3 separate regions of the Homo sapiens genome follow, and regions 2 and 3 are each linked to region 1. A link is a loop called in an ENCODE intact Hi-C map of the cell type or tissue named here. Cell type or tissue: endothelial cell of umbilical vein. All regions are shown on one strand.

Evidence for each region. Peaks named below come from ENCODE experiments on the same cell type or tissue, not always from the same donor. Only the 100,000 strongest peaks of a DNase experiment are listed, where the experiment ranks them.
Region 2: it touches region 1 in a loop (5-fold over the local background); 15 of 110 quality-filtered maps call a loop at or near these places.
Region 3: it touches region 1 in a loop (12-fold over the local background); 4 of 110 quality-filtered maps call a loop at or near these places.

The regions. Positions count from the first base shown.
Region 1 is chr1:210,309,534-210,313,533 of GRCh38, forward strand. It overlaps LOC124904502 (a long non-coding RNA gene), which reads left to right and starts at 1,688. Exons shown (of 2, transcript XR_007066865.1): 1 at 1,688-1,873; 2 at 2,385-2,681. RefSeq lists an enhancer at 1,548-2,747 and a silencer at 1,777-1,836. In endothelial cell of umbilical vein, a CTCF peak has its summit at 1,794 (motif pointing left); a DNase peak (open chromatin) is centred at 1,798; H3K4me3 peaks cover 403 bases.
Region 2 is chr1:210,249,029-210,253,028 of GRCh38, forward strand. No RefSeq gene overlaps it. Among named protein-coding and RNA genes, the nearest start is that of SERTAD4-AS1, 17 kb to the left of the region's middle. RefSeq lists enhancers at 2,340-2,895, 3,451-4,000. In endothelial cell of umbilical vein, no CTCF peak of the experiment used is centred here; DNase peaks (open chromatin) are centred at 1,903 and 2,373; H3K4me3 peaks cover 1,173 bases; H3K27ac peaks cover 1,166 bases.
Region 3 is chr1:209,987,028-209,991,027 of GRCh38, forward strand. All of the region lies in intron 2 of SYT14 (synaptotagmin 14), which reads left to right. Among named protein-coding and RNA genes, the nearest start is that of SYT14, 51 kb to the left of the region's middle. In endothelial cell of umbilical vein, no CTCF peak of the experiment used is centred here; no DNase peak of the experiment used is centred here; H3K27me3 peaks cover 339 bases.

The sequences.
Region 1 (4,000 bases):
GCTGTGGTGGGAGAATCACCTGAGCCTAGGAGGTTGAGGCTGCAGTGAGCCATGATTGTGCCACTGCACTCCAGCCTGGGTGATAGAGTGAGACCCTGTCTCAAACAAATAAGTAAATAAATAACATTTAAAAATAAATTTAAAAGTAAGGACATATTCACAGATTCTGTATCTTTTTTGGGAAAGGGATGGTGGCACCATTCAACCACCATAACATGTAAAGGTAAGTCAAGTAAATCCAAGTGAAAAAGGCAACAAACATGTCTATGATCCTTTAAGAAGAGATAAAATGACTGGAATTATGAACTGGGGATCAAGATATTGAGTTATATAGTCTTAGTTCTGTCAATGGTGACTCTGGGATACTGGGCAAGACCTTCTCCTTTGCAGGCCTGGTTTCTGCATTTATAAAATGAGAGGATGGATTAAATTAGTTTGAAAGTATGTTCCAGCTCTGGTGTTCCATGATTCCACATGAACACCCATTCTCCTAGTTCTCACATGTGCTTATGTGCACACATGGGTGCAAGTCATACCCCACCCTCTTGCAGATCAAGCCAGCCACCTCCCAAACCCAAATGTGATTTCCACACTGAATCTATAATCTATGCTTTCTCATGTGGGGCATCTGGGAGCTGGCTTCCATTGTGTCATGTTTGACTTGGCTGGAGAAATAAATTTGGCAGTGCTTAGAAATGCCACACCTTTATATTATGAGTTTTTCCACAATCTTCTTGGTGTCCAGGACTTGTGATCACTTTTCTTTCTTATTTTCCAATTGCGTATTTCAGCCTGTGGTCTTCAGCCTGCCCACCGCTTTTTCTGCCGCAGGAGCGGCCCCTGTCTCAGATGATTGTCCTGGCACTGGCAGATGACCTAAGTAGGTAATAAACAGATAAAGAAGAGAGACTTGGAAATTCCATGGCATCACTTCTTATGGAACTTTTGATGGTAAAATGACCACATGCTGGAAATCACACTGCAACTCTACTCCAGAAAATCTGTGTGGCATCTAATTTTGGTGGATTAACTGAGTCTTACTATCCCATGCTTCATGTGAGGGCTGTGCAAAGGAAGGGTATAGTCATGGAATCGTAGAATGACAGAGCTGGAGAAACTGTACCCTTTTTTTTCTATGTACAGTGTATATGCATTTTTCTACTTAGGTTCCATGAGGGTACAGAGTGTTGTTCACAGCTCTCTCCTCAGCACCTAGCCCAGGGTGTGGCAGGTAGTAGGAACTCGTCAAATTTCTGATTATGAATGAAAATGAATGCAAATCAGATGCAAAGAAATCTGATTCTTAGAAGAATTCAGATCTCATGCAACCTTCTCATTTCTGATTCATTTTCAGTAGCCAGAAACGTTAGTAGGCTAACACTTCAGTTTCTCTGCTAAATAACTGATGAACTAAAAAGGACTAAAAATATCAAGAGAATTCTCCTATAAGGAGGAGCTCTGCACTCCTTCCACTGTGGGCATTAAGGATAGCCCTTCAACTTACCTGCTTTGTAAATTTAGGCTTTTTTAACATTGGGTTTTCTTAAACTTCTGTCTCTGCCTCCCCATTCTCCCCACTGGGCACCTCCCCCCCCCCCCCCCCCCCCGCCACGTGCGCGCGCACGAACACACACACACACACACACACACACACACACACACACACAGTGGCGGGGGGCGGGGGGTCTCATCTCTCTTTGCCGCCAGCCTGGCACCTATGGAAACAAACAAGGTCTTGTGCAGCCACCTAGTGGTGTCTCTTCACCCCTGCAGTTCCCCATGACTTCTAAAGGAAATATCAGAGGGCACTGGGAGGCACTGAGATACTTTGAAGACAACCCACTTCTCAAGGCATCTGGGACCGCCCCCAGAGGTGAGCCAGAGGGAAAACAGGAGAGCGAGCTCAGGGCGTGCCCGGCTCCGGCCGCTGCCTCACTTCCTCGGGGGTCAGCGGCCAAAGGCAGTGGGCGTGAGGCCAGACGACCCTGCACCACCCGAAGGAAGTGATGTCATGGTCTCCTTCTCCGAGAAGCCTTTGACACGGAGGGCGGGGGCGGGGGGATAGGAATGAGTGCCAGGGTGGGACAGACAGCCCTTGTTCCGTGGGAAACGTCAGGCTTTGAGAGACTTGTTTCATAAACATGCCTTGCCTCAGTTTTGAACCCTCCATTCGAGTTCCTTTACAGAATTGTCCCTTGAGAACGATAAACTGTTGTGATCAGAACAGAAAAGGGTCAGCCAAGCAGTGATCAGAGAACAGGGGCAGGCAGAACTCAACAGCCACTGGGCAATGGGGTTTAAATGAAGAGCCATAACATTGAACGAGGCTCCTAGGAGCTCCTAAGGACTCTGGAACCTTTCCACGGGGTCTTCAACCTTCACAGGTCCCGGGGTGCTGAGCCCAAGAAAGAGATGGAAGTCAAAGACCAGCACGATCAGACACACACCTTTCTTCTCATTCCATACACCACCCTGCAGTACCACCGTGACTGCTACCATCCCGCGAGCACCTTGCCTTTGAGGATTTGACCAGTTTTCATCCGAGTAGTAATGTATCCGATGTCCACTGGCTCCTTCCTTTACCCACGGACAGTTCTGTGTAAGCCTTTCTCATCTGCCTACAACGTCTGCCTATAAATTATTAGGTTTCTCCATTTAAAATAAACGGAACTTTCCCTCAAGCCTGCGATCCATACTCACCCACACCCACACTCCTCACGGGTGTCTCCAAAGAGCAGTTTATTCTGACCACTCTGTTCTGACCCCATTCCCATCTGGCTTCTGTCCTAACCATGACGGAAATTGCACTTTTGGAGGTTGCTCACGACTTTCTAGTTGCCAAATCCAAAGGCTTCATTAATAATAACATGTCAGTTTTGATATTTTATACAGTCACAGCTCCTGGTGTTCGAAGATGTAACTTAATTTTCCTAGAACTGACCTCAAATCATTAACTCAACCTCCAATGTCTGTGGTCTTTCTAATTCAAGATAAATCCAGCCCTTTCTGTTTTTTATCTTTTGTTTTACAGAGATGGAATCTTGCTCTGTCACCCAGGCGGGAGTGCAGTGGCACGATCATAGCTCACTGTAGCCTCCTGGGCACAAAGGATCCTCCTGCCTCAGCCTCCCGAGTAGTTGGGATTACAGATGTATGCCACCACACTTGGATAATTTTTAAATTTTTTTTGTAGAGACAGGAGTCTCCCTTTGTTTCCCAGACTGCTCTCAAACTCCTCGGCTCAAGCAATCCTCCCACCTCAGCCTCCCAAGTGCTGGGGACTGCAGGTGTGAGCCACCGCACCTGGTGCCCATTCTGTTTTTATTTTGATTTTAAATTTTTATTTTCATCTAACTTGTTTTTGAAATGTACCATCAGACCCATTCTGATTTTTTTTTTTTTTTGAGACAGGCTCTTGCTCTGTCACCCATGCTAGAGTACAGTGGCTTGATCTCAGCTCACTGTAACCTCTGCCTCCTGGGCTCAAACAATTATCCCTCCTAAGCCTCCCGAGTAGCTGAGACTACAGGCGCACACCACAAAACCTGGCTAAATTTTTGTATTTTTAGTAGAGACAGGGTTTCGGCATGTTGCCCAGGCTGGTCTTGAAGTCCTGGACTCTAGCAATCCACTCACCTCAGCCTCCCAAAGTGCTGGGGTTAAAGGTGTGAGCCACCACACCCAGCCCCATTCTGTTTTAAAACAGAATTGAAACATAGTCTTTGAATAGCGAATCAGAAGTTCCCTCCCCTTATTCCCCGACATTTTTTCAGTCTCTGCAGCTGCAGGGGGCATGTGTCTGTGGGGCAGGGTTCATGCATCATGTTGGTGTGGGGAGAAAAGCAGCGTCTGGCCCATCATGACATTCTGTCTACAACAGTTTCCACTGATTGGTAACTCTTGCAACTTGGTCTCATTGTCCTGAGCCAGCACTAGTTTCTGATGGCCAAGTTTCCACTGTCACCTCCCTTTGCCTACATCCTTATAGTCCAGACTGCAG
Region 2 (4,000 bases), 61 kb before region 1:
AATTTTGGAGGCCAAAGCAGAATTGTCTGGATAACCACAACCAAGGACACAGCCTATTATAAAATAACTGGGATACAGTTTCCATGTATAAGGTCAACTAGAGGTTGGTTATCCCTATTTCAAATTCTTATCCCTTCTGTTTTGCCAGTAAACTCAGAAACCCACTGATAATTTCAAAATAGAATTCCATTTACAAAATTACATTCTGTCTCTCTATTTTTGAAGAGTATATATTTTTCCCTAAGGTGAGGTTCATTTGTAGCAGGCTTGCTGATGGGTAGGTCCTGAAATGAGAACAAAACTGAACCATATGGCTTGAGAATGAGAAATGGGCAACAGAGTATAATGAGAGCAAATGCAGTGTTGTACCATGGGGGTCCCAGGACTTCTCTGCAAGAGGCTCCCCTCCTATCTGACTGGGCTAGGATCTCATGATTGGCAACATTAGTTGCCATTTGAGCCAGCTGAGAGAGGCAGTGGGAAGCCAGGACACCTCAGCCTGCCCAGGGAGGTCTAGGCTGGCCATCTCTAAACCTTTGTCCTCTCAGAGTTTGGAAAACCAGCAGCTGGAGTAGATATTTTTATTTCCCAATCAGTAGAATTTTAACCAGTTAAGATGATCAATTAGAATTCTCAACCAGCCCAATCTTGACCTAGCTGGTTTTAGGCAAGATGACTTAATGCACAAGGGACATCTCTATCTAGAGATGGTATTGGTCCCTGCACAGAAAGAACTCTTAAAGAAATTCTGGGGCCATTTATCTGGGTGTTTTAAGTGATGAATAAAGAAATACATACTAGGAAGAATCCTGGGATGGAATTTGTACGAATTAATTGATTTCTAACACTTGTTCTTATTATAGATCCAACAAAGCTTACCTCAATCTTTTAAAAATGTCCTGTTTAGGCCAGGCACGATGGTGCACACCTTAATCCCAGCACTTTGGGAGGCCGAGGCAGGAGGATCGCTTGAAACCGGGAGGTGGGGGTTGCAGTGAGCCTGCAGTCCCCACCACTCTGGAGGCTGAGGCATGAGAATCGCTTGAACCCCAGAAGCAGAGGTTGCAGTGAGCTGAGATTGCGCCACTGCACTATAGCCTGGGTGACAGAGCAAAGAGCAAGAATCTGTCCAAAAAATAAATAAATAAATAAAAGAAGAAGAAAGCAAAAAGAAAGAAAGAAGAAGAAAAAGAACAAATCATAACTCTTCATTTATTTGCTTAGAGTCAATCTATTGTATTGATTTCTGGTCAAATGACTGCTGTTTCTTAACCACAAGATTATAACCAACTTAGTGGTGAGAACTAGATTAGGAGTTAGGAAACAGAGTCTTGCCCAGGTTTGCCACTCACTAGCTGTCTAACCATGAACAAGCTCCTTCACTTCTCTGGATCTTGATTTTCCATCTGTCAAATGATGAGGCTGGATTCAAAGGGCCTCTAAAAGATTGTTCCCTTCTAACCTTCTCTTCTGATTCTAACAATTCCTGATTCTAACAATCAGGGATCTTTCTGAAGATGTTCACTTGAGTTTTCTGCATGTCACCCTTTCCTTTCCTTCCCTTCCCCAGAATGCCTTTTTTCCCTCCCAGTGAAACTGAGAAACTGCTTCTGGATCTTTCTTTAAGAACACATCTCTGAGTTTTCCTGTCCCAAATGATTGTTTTCTGCATATGGCGGCTAATCTATTGTCTTCTGTAATATACATTCCTCCGGATAGGCCATGCTTCCCCATTCTCACTGCAGTTCCTCTGCCCCTCCCCCTGGAGTGCTCCTGCCCCCGCCTCCTTTAGCCGATTAGCTCCACACACCCGGAGCCAGCCAGGCACAACGCGGCTCCCCCTGGCACAAGACTGTCCTCGCCTTCAAGCAACCAGCCTGTCTGCACCATGCAGGCAGGAGATCCGTGAACCCTCTTCTCTCTCATTCTTATGCGTAATAAAATAGCGGACTTTCCCCCTTCTTTTTATGAAGACAGTTCTTGCAGCTGTGACTATAACTGTTTTTTTTTTTTTTTTAAATACCAGCCAAGATTATGGTCCCATAACCCAATTAGTGTCATTTGGTTGTGGTCCAAGGGCTTCCCCTGCACGAGTTTTAATTTGGGGATCCCCGGAGGCTGCACTCCACATCTGTAGCCGGCCTGTTCTTCCTCTCCCCTTATTTGCTCGAGGTTTATGGGAGGATTAGCTGTGTGGTCTGGGAGGCGGCTGCTTCTCTTTCATCCTCACGGCTCTCGAGCCGCGGAGGAGCCTTTTACTTTTCATCATCAAGCCCTGGCACCTGGAGGGCGGGCAGCCCTAGCGACTGGAATGAATCAGAGGATGCCCTGCAGGCCCCGGGGGGCGCGGCCCTGCAAGCATGGGGGAGGGGAGGACGGGGGAAAGGCTGCTTATTGGGCTGCTCAGCACCCGGCCAGACTGCGCTGTGCTGGGACGGCGAGGGGGTGGTGAGGAGGGCAGCCGCAGTGTGAGGTGGCCCCCCCCCGCCCCGCCCCCACTCCCTGGCTGGCGAGGGCTGGCAAGGGCTCCGGGCGCTCATTGTGCAGGCAGCTGGCACCAGCTGGGAAGGGGAATTAGCATAACAAAGAGCCGGAGCGAGCGCGGCGCGGCCCGGCGGGGGCTCTGCCGAGCGCCCCGGGCTCGGAGGAGCCGCGCTGTCAGCGGCTGTGGCGCGCTCGGGCCTCCTGGCCTGAGACCCTCGGAGCAGCGGGGCCCGGCCCCCAGCGGGCGCGCTCTGTCTGGGTTCCGGCCGCAGGACTCGCCCGGAGAATGCAGTGGGTGTGGGTGTGTCCGGGACAGCGTGAATGGGCGTGGGTGTGTGTGTTCGGGTGAGTGTGGGTGCCCGTGTGTCCAAGCGTGCGTGTAACCGTGTCCCTGGGCGTGGGAATGCGGGTGTGAAGGGGTCACCTGCACACGGGTGGGGACCCGCCAGCCCTCTTCCCTTCCGCCCCAGGAAGGCCTCTTTGTTTATTTCTTTCCGGAGACCGCGGTGGTTCTTCAATCACCAGTTCTCAATCCTGATTGCACCTCGGAGCCCCCTTCGGGAGCTTTTACAAAACCCTCAGGCCTGAGCCCTACCCCAGAGGCTCGCGATGAATTGGACTCTGCTGAGGCCCCCAGCGGATGTTTCTTCAGACGTCCGCGTGGATTCCGACATGCGGCGTGGTTGGGAACCGCCGAGTACCCACTCCCACTGTCCCCAGCCCTGCTGCCGACCCTGGACGCCAGCGAGCGCCAAGGAGACCGGGGCCGGCTTGGCCTCGGGTTTAGGGCCTGGAAGCTTATCCTTCGCCTTCACTGGTTGAGGTCAAGTGCACATTCCCCCGACACTAGCGCTGGGTCTTAGGCTACCGACTGGGCAACCTCACCTCCATTATTGCATCTAAGCCTTACAGCAGCCCCATGGGAAAAAAGCTGTCGTGAAACGAAGCTCAGTTGAGTGTCACAAAGGGTCACAAAGCTAGGTATTCGACCCACCGAATTGGAGTCCAGGGCTATGGGACTCCAAAGTCCACGTTCTTTCCACTGTAATATTTAAAAATAAAAATTAAACAACTAAATCAAAAACCACCGCTGCTTTTCAAGTGCTGCCAAGACCTCAAGCTGACCAGGTCCCTGGAAAAACCCTGGGAGGACTCTGGAGGAGGCGGGGTTAGGGTGTAGCAAGACTCCTGACCCCAGAAGGTAGATACGGCCTAGACGACGTCACTAGAAATTGCCCGGGGCGTCTTCTCTCCAGCAACCTTCTGCACCGCCTTCCACCTGGGTAGTCTCCCTCCCCGTCCCGGCCCTTCCAGGCTCCAGCTCCCCACCCCCTCCCTACAGGAAGGAAATGTGACAGCACAAGCCGTTCGCCATCACCCAGGAGCTGTCAGCAGCTGCGCAGCCCGGGGCGGGAGAGAGCACCGCGGTCAGAGACCCGGGGACCGGGGAGCTGCACCACCGCGTTCCGGGCCCCGCGCCTGGGCTTCGCCTCGCTGCACCGCGCCTGCTTGCTCC
Region 3 (4,000 bases), 320 kb before region 1:
GTGTGTTTGTCATTTCCATCTGAGAACTCAGCAGCCTGGACTTGATTGTCCATATCAACATCATCATTTTGGTCACAACCATTTAACTCATCTCTAAGCAGTTCCAAACTTTCCCTCATCTTCCTGTCTTCTTCTGAGCCCTCCAGACTATTCTAACCTCTGCCTGTTACCCACTTCCAAAGTTGCTTTCACATTTTCAGATATCTTTATAGCAGAGCCCCACTCCTTGGTACCAGTTTTCTATATTAGGCAATTCTTGTGTTGCTATAAAGAAATACCTGAGACTGGATAATTTATAAAGAGGTTTAATTGGCTTAAAGTTTTGTAGGCTGTGCAAGCATGGCGCTGGCATCTGTTCAGCTTCTGTAGAGGCCTCAGGAAGCTTTTACTAATAGTGGGACATGAAGTGGGAGCAAGCACTTCACATGGTGAAAACAGGAGCAAGAGAGAATGTGGGTGAGGTGCTACACACTTAAACAATCAGATCTTGTGAGTACTCACTACTGTAAGGACAGCACCAAGCTGTAAAGGATCTTCCCCCATGATCCAAACACCTCCCACTAGGTCTCACCTCCAACACTGGTAATTACATTTCAATATGAGATTTGGGTGGAGACAAATATCCAAACTATATCCTTTTGTGTGACTCAAAGTTGTGTTGTGTTGTTTTACAAAATTTCACCTTTTGCTTTTCAAAGATCATTTAACTGGCAAGGACTTCTAGATTAGCGGCTTTTATTCTTTCAATACTTTAAAGATAGTGTGCCACTTGTTCTATCTTTTATTATTTCTGATGAATCTCTTGTCAGCCTTACCTCTTTTCTTTTGTAGATAATGTGTAATTTTTCTGACTACTTCTGTTTTTATCTTTACAACTTTAATCCATTTGAATATAATGTTCCTTTGTGTAGTTTTCTTCGTTTTTTTCTTGTACATTGAATTTACTGAGCTGCTTTTGGTGATAGTTTTCATTAAATTTGGAACAATTTTGACCATCACTTCTTCAAATGTTTTCTTGATTTCTTCTTTTCTCATCTCTTTTGTGGGGACTTCAATTACACATGTATTTATCTACTTGAAGTTGTTCCACAATTTACTGATTATTTGCATTTTTTTAGTCTTTCTGTTGTGTTTATGCTTTCTGTTGATATGTCTTCAGGTTCATTAACATTTTCTTTTGTAATATCTGATGTGCTGTCAGTCTCTTTCAGTGTATTTTTATCTAAGACATTTTAGTTTTTACCTTTGGAAGTTTGATTTAGGCTTTTAAGAAAAGTTCCGTATCTCCTCTTACCACATTCGATCATTCCTCTGGTTCTTCAAACCCATGGAATATATCATCATAATTGTTAGTGTCCCTGTCTCCTAATTTTATCAATTTTCTGAGTCAGTTTCGATTGATTAATTTTTCTGCTAGGTTTTTTTCATTTTGCTTCTTTGCATACCTGATAATTTCTTTATTGGATGCCAAACATTGTGAAGTTTCCCTTGTTGAGTGTTAGATCTAATCGTGATTAGTTCTTGAGCTTTATTCTGAGATAGGTTAAATTACCTGAGACTTTCCTTTCAGTCTTGCTTTTCACCTTTGTTAGGAGGGGCAAAACCTGCATTTAGTGTAAGATTAATTTTCTGAAGCAAAATCCTTCATATGTCAGTCTAATCAGTGGCTCATAAGGTTTGAGATTTTAAAATTCTGGATCTTCAGAATAGTCCCCATTTCATGCTCTGTGTAAGATTTGGCATGTCTTCCCTCTAATCCTCTTAGGCAGTTTTTTTCCCAGCCTCTGATTGTTTCCTTACATGTATGTGCTAAGAAGTACTGAACTGTATCTTAGGAGTGACTCAGTGCAGGTGTCTGGAGTTCTCTGTCTACACAGCTTTTTATTCCGGGACTCAGCCACATGAACTTGAGCACACTTGGCTTCTTCATACTCCCAGGTTTATCTCCTCAACACTCACCTGACTGTACAGTGACCGCACTGTCCCCTTTCTCCAGGTAGTAAGCTTGGAAAATCATAGTCATACAGATGATCTCATTTTTTTTCTTCCTCTGAATGATCACTCCTTTATTGCCCATCTTCAGTGTCTTGAGTGCCATTGTTTCATACGCTCTGTCTTGTTTTAGTGTTTTCAGGTGGTGGGAGAAATCTGTCCATGTTATTTTATCTTAACTGGAAGTAGAAAATGTGATTATTAGAATGGGGTCATTTTTGGTATTTAAATAGACTATATAAAAATCTGCAGCAGCGATTTCAGGAGAGACTGGGAAATTACACAGGAACTGAGAGTCCTGGATTAGAGAACAAGATATGGTGAAATTTAAGAGGAGACAGAAATTTGATTATTTAGAAGAATTGGAAATTGGACAATGTAGGTTTATGAATAAAAAGTAAAAACAAAATTTATTAAGGTAGAGAATTAGTTTTATCTTACATTTACCTTAAGGAAAGGCATTCTCTAGCTGTCTGCTCTTCAGCCTTTGAATCATTGTCTTAGAACATTTCATTTGATTTCTGAATGAGATTACTTATTAAGTTTTAACATTCCAGAAATGGTGATATAAATGTAGTTGCTTATATCATCTTTCTTCCTTTAAAGCTTAAAGTTAACAGTGATAAAAGATAATGTGTATTATATTTACGTAGAAGTTAAATATATTTTATATTACTTTTTGAGCATGTCAGGGGAATTATAGTATAGTTATGTTAACTAGTAGATATATGGTGCCATCTAATGGCTAATATGAAAATATATTTAGTAAATACTTCAGTGCTTTGCCTAGTGTGTATATATGAAATTTTACTGTGAAATTATTGTTGCTTTAGATGTCCAAGGCGTCGTTTTTATTTAAACTCTAAGATATATTTATATTTTCATTTCAATTTATACTTTTTAAAATTCAGCTATATATTGGTCTGACTTTTCATCACGTTTAAAGCCATGTACTTGCAGTTAGCACAATTTAAAGTATATTCAATATAAAATTAGCATATAAATCAATTTTAATAAACAAGTAAAAATTACAGACCTCCTGTTTGCTATCTTTTACTTCTGGTTCCTTCAAACTGGACCCAATATGTAGTTATAAATTATGCCTTATAGAACCTCAGCTTTATTGTAAACAGAATTCATTTTCCCTCCACCTTTCATCTGTTTTTGTACATTTTACAAAATATATAAAAAATGTTAGAATATTGTATTAGATTGGTGATTTTTAAATGCTGTTCCAGATTGTTAGGGCTTCTCTAGAGCCACTCAGTCTGTGATGGAGATGGCTAAGTTTAGAAAATTAGCATATCAATGGCTCTAGAAGTCCTGCACTGAAAAACTTCTCAACTTTATTTAGCCCAATATTTCCTGAATACGTTTCATCATGGAACGCCCCCACCTTCCTTTTTAAAAATCTCACATCTTAATATCTGTTGATCTAGTGTTCCTCAGATGTCATTTTGGCAGTTGTCCTAAATTCCATTTTTAAGGATGAAGGAATATTTCACATATATATATATACGTATATATATGTATATATATACGTATATATATGTATGTATATTTCTTGTTTTAATGAAATAAAGTGTGTTGCTTTTTCTTATCATATGATAATACTTGTTATTTATCAAAAATTTAGCAGTATGCCATTTACCCTGATGTGATTATTACACATTGTATGCCTGTATCAAAATAACTAATGTACTCCATAAATATATACACTTATATATATACCCATAAAAAATTTAAAAAATTAGTAAATACAGAGTAATCATTGTTTCTTTCACATTCTTGTCATTTCCTCGTTAGAAAAAGCTTTGTCAGATTGGTATTATTACAAAGTTGGAGGTATCACTTTACCTGACTTCAAATTATACTGCAAGGTGTTAGTAACCAAAATAGCATGGTATAAAAATAGTCGCAGATTAGTAGAATAGAATAGAGAACCCAGAAATAAAGCCCCACACTTACAGCAAACTGATCTTTGATAAAGTCAACAAAATTATACACT